Regions from separate parts of the Homo sapiens genome. Here region 1 is linked to region 2. A link is an interaction called in ENCODE POLR2A ChIA-PET data of the cell type or tissue named here. Cell type or tissue: PC-9. All regions are shown on one strand. Each heading gives the region's core, and the rest is flanking DNA. Links, peaks and the distances in the headings are about the cores only.

Evidence for each region. Peaks named below come from ENCODE experiments on the same cell type or tissue, not always from the same donor. Only the 100,000 strongest peaks of a DNase experiment are listed, where the experiment ranks them.
Region 1: POLR2A ChIA-PET joins it to region 2 with 6 read pairs; 2 of 35 experiments call an interaction of 5 or more read pairs at or near these places.

What each region holds. Positions count from the first base shown.
Region 1 is chr6:108,652,818-108,657,208 of GRCh38, forward strand. All of the region lies in intron 1 of FOXO3 (forkhead box O3), which reads left to right. Among named protein-coding and RNA genes, the nearest start is that of FOXO3, 94 kb to the left of the region's middle. In PC-9, for the core only: no CTCF peak of the experiment used is centred there; no DNase peak of the experiment used is centred there.
Region 2 is chr6:108,867,820-108,872,210 of GRCh38, forward strand. It overlaps ARMC2 (armadillo repeat containing 2), which reads left to right. Exons shown (of 18, transcript NM_032131.6): 4 at 1,005-1,176. Among named protein-coding and RNA genes, the nearest start is that of ARMC2, 22 kb to the left of the region's middle. In PC-9, for the core only: no CTCF peak of the experiment used is centred there; a DNase peak (open chromatin) is centred at 2,272.

The DNA of each region.
Region 1 (4,391 bases), core at 253-4,252, 220 kb before region 2:
TGTGTTATTTGTGGTTTTGAGTGTGCCTGGGACTCTGAGCCAACTGAATTACCAAGTAATGGGGGCCCCATGGCATCCCATGACAGGTGGAGAGCCGGCTCTTCACCCTGGATGGACCTGAAATGCCTGCTAAGGCCTTGCTCCACCGAGTAGCACACACCCTATCAGTTTGCCCTTCTTTCCATCTCTTATTCTAGAGACCTTAAAGCCTACTTGTTGGTATATATTTTCAGGTTTTTGGAAATTGGGCTGTTTAATTGAAGTTAATACCAGTGATGAGACTTTTCAACCTGAGAACAACCTAGATGCTACTTCACATTTTGCAGTGGAAGCTTACTTCCATCTTCACTCATGTAGGACATTCTTTGGTCTCAATGTTTTATCACATCTCATGTTAAAGTATAATTCAGGTCTATTTTGTGGCTCCTGCCCCCTTCCCATTAATTCAATGGTTAAACAGATACAATTTTTTGACCCCCTACTATGTACCAGGCCCTCTGCCGGGTGCTAAAGCTATAGTAAAACATGGTATCTGGTTTAAAGAGCCAGACTGCACCCTGCATTTTATCTTTGCTATTAGTGTGCTAATCCAGACATTGGTACTAATGTTCTCTTTCTGGGTGGTGGGTTACACCTCAAGGCCAGGTGGTGTGAGTCTGTCTCTGCTCTGTTGACACTTAGGAGCTGATTGGATTCAGGTGTGGCACTGTGCCTCTTTGGTCCTCAGGGTCTGCGACTGTGAAGTTGGGGCTGCCTGTTTCATAGAAAGAGGGTTTCCTGGCCCTCTCCATGTTCCCCAGCTATTGCTATTTTTACTGAGCTTCCTGCCCTGGTTGCTTGTCATATGTCATGAAAGTGATGCTAAATTCTTGGATGTGCTCCTGAGTTCTGGATGCATGTTTCCTATGCCCTTTTATTCGATTTCCACACACAGTAAGTTTTCAAACTGGAAAAAGGTGCAGCCTTATTTTGTTTAAGCTAAGTGAATATTAATAATAAAACTATTTCTGTTCCACTTCATGGCTTTTATAACTTCATGCCTGTTAACTCTTTGAGGCAACCATTTTGTGTGGCTAATTTGAGCATGGTCTTAAAAGAGAATTTCAGTAGCATGTGTTTGCTGAGCACCTTGTGGGAAGGGGAAACAGATTCAATAACATCACAGGAGAAGCTTGGAGAAAGACAACAGGGGCATCCAAATGCTGCAGCTTTAACCTACTTTCTGGGACTGTCATCTCGCTGACTGCACGCCTTTAGATGCTTCTTCCTCAGTCTATGGGGAGAGGGACCTGGGGCTAGAAATAGGAGAGTTTGTGGGGAGGGGCAGGATGCTGCAGGGAGTGGGTGTGGGCAGAGGTTGCAAGACTGCCAGGGTTCTCTGTGTGCCGGAAGTGCAGGTTTGGCTGTGAGGAATGGAATGTTCTCTCTTGCCCTCCAAGAGCACAAACAGCTGTGGAAGAGCTTGAAAAGAAGATTACTAAAAGAAAAAATAATAATAATTAATATGAAAATAAAATCCACCCTAGAAAACCCAACAGAACCGTGTGTGGAGTATAGTGGTAGTCATCTTTTTCATGCTATTTAAGAGAACTTTCTTCCTATCTAGGATTTCTTTTTCAGTTGAGGGCAGGATAAATTGTGTACCCAGCCCTTTCTCCCCTTGGGAAAGCCTCATATGTCTCATTTTGTTTGGATAGAAAATTGATTCATTATTCTGATGACCAGATGATGATTTTATTCTTTTTATGAGGGACCAGAACCTGTCGCTTGCTTGCTGCTTGAAAACTTAAATGTTAGTTTCCAAAGGCCATCTCTGTGGGTAGAGGGTTATCGTCAGCAGTTTAACGGGAAATCTTGTTTCTAACTGGAAATTTAATTATTCAGCCAAGTTCCCAACAATGTTTACTTTAGAGCATCGTCTTTTTTTTTTTTTTTAAGTCCCTTAATGGTTTAAACTTTTAAGCTTTAGGCAAGAGTAGAGTGGAGCTAGATTTACATATCAGGTTGTTTGTGCAATCTTTTACATGAAAGTTTATGTTTTCTTCTCAATCTGAAAATTGGTTTTGGCCATTATAGCTGGTATTATATATGACGTAATAACTCTCTCTGATCTCAGATACATTTTTATGCTGTCATACTTTCTGCACCTGCTTTTGAACAACATCTTAGTCCCAAAGTAGATAAAATCTAGCAGAAGGGAGTAGGCAGCTAAAAACTAGATTCTAGCAATATCTAAGGAAATTACAAGGATCAGTTAGTGTTCCATTCCTTCCTTCTTTGGCTATATCAATTCCTAGTTTTGTGAAAGTCCACATGCCTTCTTTCTGTCCATGCCTGTGCATGCTGGGTGGAGAAGCATCACAGAGCAGAATGAGGTGACTGTCCCCAAGGCAGGGTAAGGTCAAGGATCTTTCCCCTCACCTCATGATTTTCAAAAGAAAAGCAGATCTGGACCTCAGTTACCTAAAATAAAATAAAATTACCCTAGCTCTTATTCTGCACATAAAATCACAGCTTTAATCTCTCATCCCAGTTCTCACCTTTATCTTCTCAATGATGGAAACTTGGACTTAAAGGAAGTTACTGTGCTATGTTACCAGATCTAAGGAGACTGGGAATCATTAGATTGGAATCAGATCCTCAGTCAATGGAAATATAAGGAGGAAAGACCATTGGTTCTTGGCCCTAATTGCACATTAGAATAATCTGGGGAGCTGTAAAAATGTACCTATATCCAGGCCTTACCCCATCTATTGAATCAAAACCTCTGAGACTGGGATGTGAGTGTTTAAAGTCTCCCCAGGTGATTCTAATAGGCGGGGTGAAGAACTACTACTGAAGGGAAATTGAGGGCCTCTTCCAGAGAATTGCCTTTGAAAGATCCTGTCATTATACACCGAAGGCGCCCACCCGGGCCTGCTCCTGAAGCTAGCTGTTTGCAGTGCTCTCCTGTGGCACGCAGACCTCTGGGTCTCCCTGTGAATTGGGGTTCCATTGGGCTGTTCAAAAAACCTTTGTCATCTGTGGTTCAGCAGACGCGTATGTTAGAATTCAGGCATTTGGCAACCTCATTCTGAATTGTCAGTACCCACAAGTCAAGCAGTGAGACCCACTTGAAATGCTGGTCCTGTACACAAAGTGGGTGAGCACTGTATTGAAAGACAGTCCTTTCCAGTGCTTTCCCCTGAAATTCCTTGTAAGGACCAGGAGACGCCTGCAGTCGGCCTGGTGGGAAGTAGTGGGCCTGGCTTTGGAGTTAACCATAACTCATTTTGCTGCTCCAGACAGTCCTCCTCCCACCCCACCCCACCCCACCTCAAAAAAAAAAAGAGAGAGGAGGGGGTTGTCTTTAAAGAAAAAAAAAAAGCAGGGGCTTTTAAGAGTTAAATTACACAACTCGCTTTTTATTTTTAAAGTGAGCAGATTTCTTGTTGTCGTTGCTGAGAAAGATAAATTGATACCACATGTTGCTTCCAGACAAAAACCTCTCTGTGTTCCAGGGGAAGCACATGCAGCTGGTGTCTGGGTGAGTGGACAGTCTCCACAAGGTAAACATGGTTTGGAAGGGCTGAAGCGGACGTAGGGTACAAAATTTAAGAAATTACCAGTTACTTCTGACTGGCACGGCACCTCTGAAATACTTTTTTAAAGTTTGAAATCCTTTCCTGGAAGGGGCCGCCCTGGAACCTTTTGGCTTAAAGTATATGATGCTCGGAAAACAGTAAGTTAACATTTATGATGTCACTGCTTCCGTGTGGGATCTAACAGTTGTTGGGAGCTGCTTTTGTACTTGGCACTTCACTGAGTAGTTTGCATGCAGAGCTTTATTTAATCTTCCCAAAGAGCCAAGAGATAGTCAAAGAATGTTTTTATCCTGCCTGTGGGAATTATCCCCTTTGTAAATTATTGGTGGAATACTTTTCATTTCAGGAAGCTTCTCTCTCACACCTAATCTGATCTGTTTGGGGTCCATGTGTCTTCACAACCAGTTAGCATGTATGTAGAGATCATGGATACTTTAGTATTAGCAATAATTGTATCTTGCAATAGAAAACGGTCTTCATTATAACAAGAAAAATAATTGCCAGATTCTGCTAGGTGCAGTCATCTTTATGCTGATTTATTCAAGGTGGACCAAACAAAGGAATCTCTAGGCAGCAGGACTGTGAAATGTGAATTCCATCATGCTGCCTCCTTCACACACCTATTGCACCTGCCTCCTGGAAGGGTTATGCCACTGATTGCCAGTTCTGTAACTGATTAACTACACCTAACGGGTTTCTGCCCCAGTGCAGGGCTTCCTTCAGTGTAAATTGTTTTGTAAAAGAGAAGATGGACATAAAAATGAAATAAAGAGTATTCTTACCACTGCACTCTCTTTAGACACATTG
Region 2 (4,391 bases), core at 317-4,316:
AGCTACTCGGGAGCTGAGGCCGGAGAATCACTTGAATCCGGAAGGCGGAGGTTGCAGTGAGCCGAGATCGCACCATTGCACTCCAGCCTGGGTGACAAGAGTGAAACTCCATCTCAAAATAAATAAATAAATCAATAAATAGAAACAAAACACTTTCATAAGTCCAAGACAACTTTTTGCTTTTATGTTTTATGACTTTTCCACCTAACTTATTTAAAAATTTTGATATCATTAAAAAAATACATTTGTGGCATCCAAAATATGTAAATGTACCACTTACATTCCACATAATTCTTGGTACATGTAGGTACTCAACAAATGTTTTCTGAACTGAATTGAACTCAGAAATTTTTAAAGCATGTTGAATATGCTATATGTAATTTTGTAGTCTTTTTTTATTTGGGGGTGGGGGGGCGGGATGGAGTCTTGCTCTGTCACCCAGGCTGGAGTGCAGTGGTGCAGTCTTGGCTCACTGCAACCTCCAACTCCTGGGTTCAAGCAATTCTCCTGCCTCAGCCTACTGAGTAGCTGGGACTACAAGCATGCGCCACCATGCCCAGCCTATTTTTGTATTTTTAGTGGAGATGGGGTTTCACCATATTGGTAAGGCTGGTCTTGAACTCCTGACCTCAAGTGATCCACCTGCCTCGGCCTCCCAAAGTGCTGGGATTGCAGGCATGAGCCACTGCGCCCGGCCAATTTTGTAGTCTTTTATACAGATAATATCTGTTTGCTAGCATGGGTAAACTGTTTTACTCAAGTATGGTAATAGCACAGCAGAGTAGTTAATACAATATGATTAAGAAAAACAATTAAAAAGTGCTTTATGTATACATATATCACATTATGTAAGATGGGCCAGTGAGTTGGTAGAATCAGGAAGCCAAGATGAAGGCAGGCAGATAGGCCTTGTGCTCTTCTGGAAGGGTTGTGGCCAGCTCTGAGGTAAGTGTTATTTGAGACGCAGAAAGTCATTCCAGTTATTTAAAAAAATCTCTTTCCAGAAACCGAAAGTTCCAGCATCTCCCACCAGAGAGGAGGATTCCTGCTTTTCCTTTCCTAAGCCCCCAGTGGACCCTGCGAAGATTAGAAGAGTAAGCAACGCCAGGGCTCGCTTATTCAGGGCTGCCTCCCAGCGGGCCCTTCTGCCGGACAGATCCCTTCCTCCCTCCGACTGTAAGGCCATGTAACATCCTGTAATCTCTGGGGACAGGCATGCTTCTTGAATTTGCACACAAAAGCTAATTTTATATGATTTTTCCTAACCCTGGATGATTTTTATATTAACTAAGATTAGTTAATATTGGGCAAAAGCTGGCTAAGAAACATTGTTCATATATTTTTCTGGGTGCTTATAAGGAATACCTAAATATTACAGTTGGTAGGAAAAGGAAATTAGGATAAGTGACTGGGCGCGGTGGCTCATGCCTGTAATCCCAGCACTTTGGGAGGCCAAAGCGGCCAGATCACCTGAGATGAGGAGTTCGAGACCAGCCTGGCCAACATGGTAAAACCCTGTCTCTACTAAAAATACAAAACTTAGCTGGGTGTGGTGGCACGTGCCTGTAATCCCAGCTACTCGGGAGGCTGAGGCAGGAGAAGTGCTTGAAACCAGGAGGTGGAGGTTGCAGTGAGCTGAGATCGTGCCACTGCACCCCAGCGTGGGTGACGAGCAAGACTGTCTCAACAAAAAAGAAAAAAAAGAATATTAGGATAAGTATTCCCTAGTGGATGGTTCATGTATATTAGAAATAAATGATTTTTAAATTAGAGTTCAAAAAGTTGTTAATTTTATTAGAAATTAATGAAAATGATAAGATTCTTATAATGCACATTAAGCTTATTTCTTTGAGAATGCCCTTCTGATCCCGTGTGAGCATGTAAGCAAAATTTGAATGGGACTTCTACTGCCTGAGAATTGCTGCCAGGCACCTAAACCTGGGAACAGAGAGGCTAAAGATCACAGCCTGAGGAGTCCCACCAACAATTGGAATCACTCCCCATCCAGGGCATACTAAGGGTTTCTCAAACTGTGGAAAAGGACCCAGAAGTGGGATGACAATCAATTTAGTGGATCACACCAGCATTTTTAAAAAATGAAGTAGAATAGAATATAATAGAAAATGTCAGAATACATGACACACGATAGGGGTAAGTATTGCTTCAAGAGACTTTACTTCGGTCTTCAGTGTGTGTTCAGGGTCATATTACAAACTGATTTCTGACTGTGTGTGGTCAAAAAAAGTGGAAACCACTTTACCAGGAGCTGACAGAACTGGTTCTCCCTCCATCAACAAGATTTGATGAAGAGAGATAGGCTTACAGTCACAGAGAATTGGGGAGAGCCTGGAAGATACATACCAAAGATCACAGCCCCCACCTGAGCATCATACTTGACAGACAAGTATTTTTTTTTAATTCATTTCCAACATTTAAAAGGTAGAAGAATCTCATGGAAGAATCCAGATTTATGACTTCTTGTGAAAAATCAGAAAATCTGGCAACACTGGGTCCCCATTCCATGCAGCCACAATGGGGCATGATCGGAGCTGAGTGGTACCTCCATTCTGTGGCCAGGATATGATCTGCAGTCACCATGTCCCCAGCCTGTGCCATTCACTTGCCTGTGTGGTCCCTGATGTGGCTGAAGAGTTAGAATAAAGGAGAAAAAGAAAGAAAGAGAGAGAGAAAGAGAGAGACAGAAAGAGAAAGGAAGGTAGGAAGGAAGGAAGGAAGAGAGGGAAGGAGAGAGGGAAGGAGGAAAGGAAAGAAAAAAGGAAAGAAGGAAAGAAAAAGAAGAGAGGGAGGGAGGAAGGAAGGAAGAAAAGAGAAGAGAAAAGACAAGACAATGAGGATGTGCAGGGTGTGTACCTCATGCTGTGATGCCATGACCAAGTAGATCATCAGGCAACTTGCTTTACCTTGATGTCCCGATTTGTTTCCTTTCTTACACTGCCAGTCGATCTGATATTTATCAAACTCCTACTAAGTGCCAGGCACCATTCTAGGCCAACAAAGTTCTGTCCTCAGAGAGCTTACAATCTAGTGAGAGGAGATAGACAATGACAGGAGAACAAATAAGTAAGAGAATTTGAGTGCTGATGAATGCTCTGAAGAAGATAAACAAGATAATGGACTCGAGAGTGACTGTGGTGGGGTAATTTGCTTTAGCTCAGGTGGCTCTGAAAGGTATCTTTGAGGAGCTGGCAGCTGAATAGGAAGGTGCCTCATGAGAAGGAGGCAGCCATGTAAAAATCCATGGACCAAGTGTCCACATGGAAGGAAAAGCGAGTGCAATGACCGGGCACGAGAGCAAGTGCTGGTGGTGGAGGACCTGGAGGTCCAGTGGCTGGAAAGTGGCTGATCAAGGGAAGTTGGAGAGAGCTGAGGCCACAGAACTGCCCAGGGCCTCAGAATATGGAAAACACACCCAGCTGTGTTTTACTTGTAGTGAAAAGATAGGGTTTACCAAAGGGAGAGACAATGTGATGTAGGTTTTTTCACCAACAGCAGTTCTCAGCTGTAGCTGCCCATGAGAATCACCTGAGGAGCTTTTCAAACGCTCCCCCCGCAACCCGAGTCCCGTGTCAGCTCAGGTAAATCAGAAAGGGTTGGTAATTGCAGGAACAAAGGGTTTGCCAAGATGAGAGGGGCTGGGACCTGGAGGTGAAGGGCACTTCTTATGAACAGGATGGCAGGATTGGTGCAAGGACTCATACCTTGTTTTTTATTCTGTGTTCTTGCTTGTGAGGTTGAATACTGTGTGTTTCATGTATTTTTAACTTTTGGGAGTGCATGCTAGAAAACCCTGCTGCTTGCTGAGGTACACACTGATGTGAAAGTGACCACAGAGATGAATGCTTTGCCCACCATCCCCCTCCTCAGTGCTTCCCCAGTGGCTTAGCTCCTTCCCCGCTGGGGTACCTGCCTGTTGTCTGCATGCTCTGGGAGGTGCCCTCTGCAGCTGTGATTTCCCAGCACTGAGGCCAGCTTCACACCTCCAAGGTGCACTGAAGCATGTTTTCATCGTGGTTCTTTTATCCACCCTGTTTGCAGTCACCCCTCTTCACCATTCAGGTCATCCCTGAGGTCTGGGCCAGCATTCAGGAAATACTGGCAACAAAAAGTCATTGTTATTTTAAAAGCACATGTCATCCAATTATAAAGTTATAAAAAATATTTGAGCTCTCCAGCCTTGGAATCATTGTCATTTGTATAAGAGCTCCCTGGGTTTCATTTCAGATCTTCTCTATTGTTTAGAAGAGGTAGGCTTTGTGGAGTAACTGAGGCTGCAGAAATGGAGGGCATCCCTTTGTTTGCTGTGAAGTCATTTGTGGCTGATGCTACCCCACAGGCAGGGCCGGGGTGTGGTGGCAGGTTTGGAATTCCTG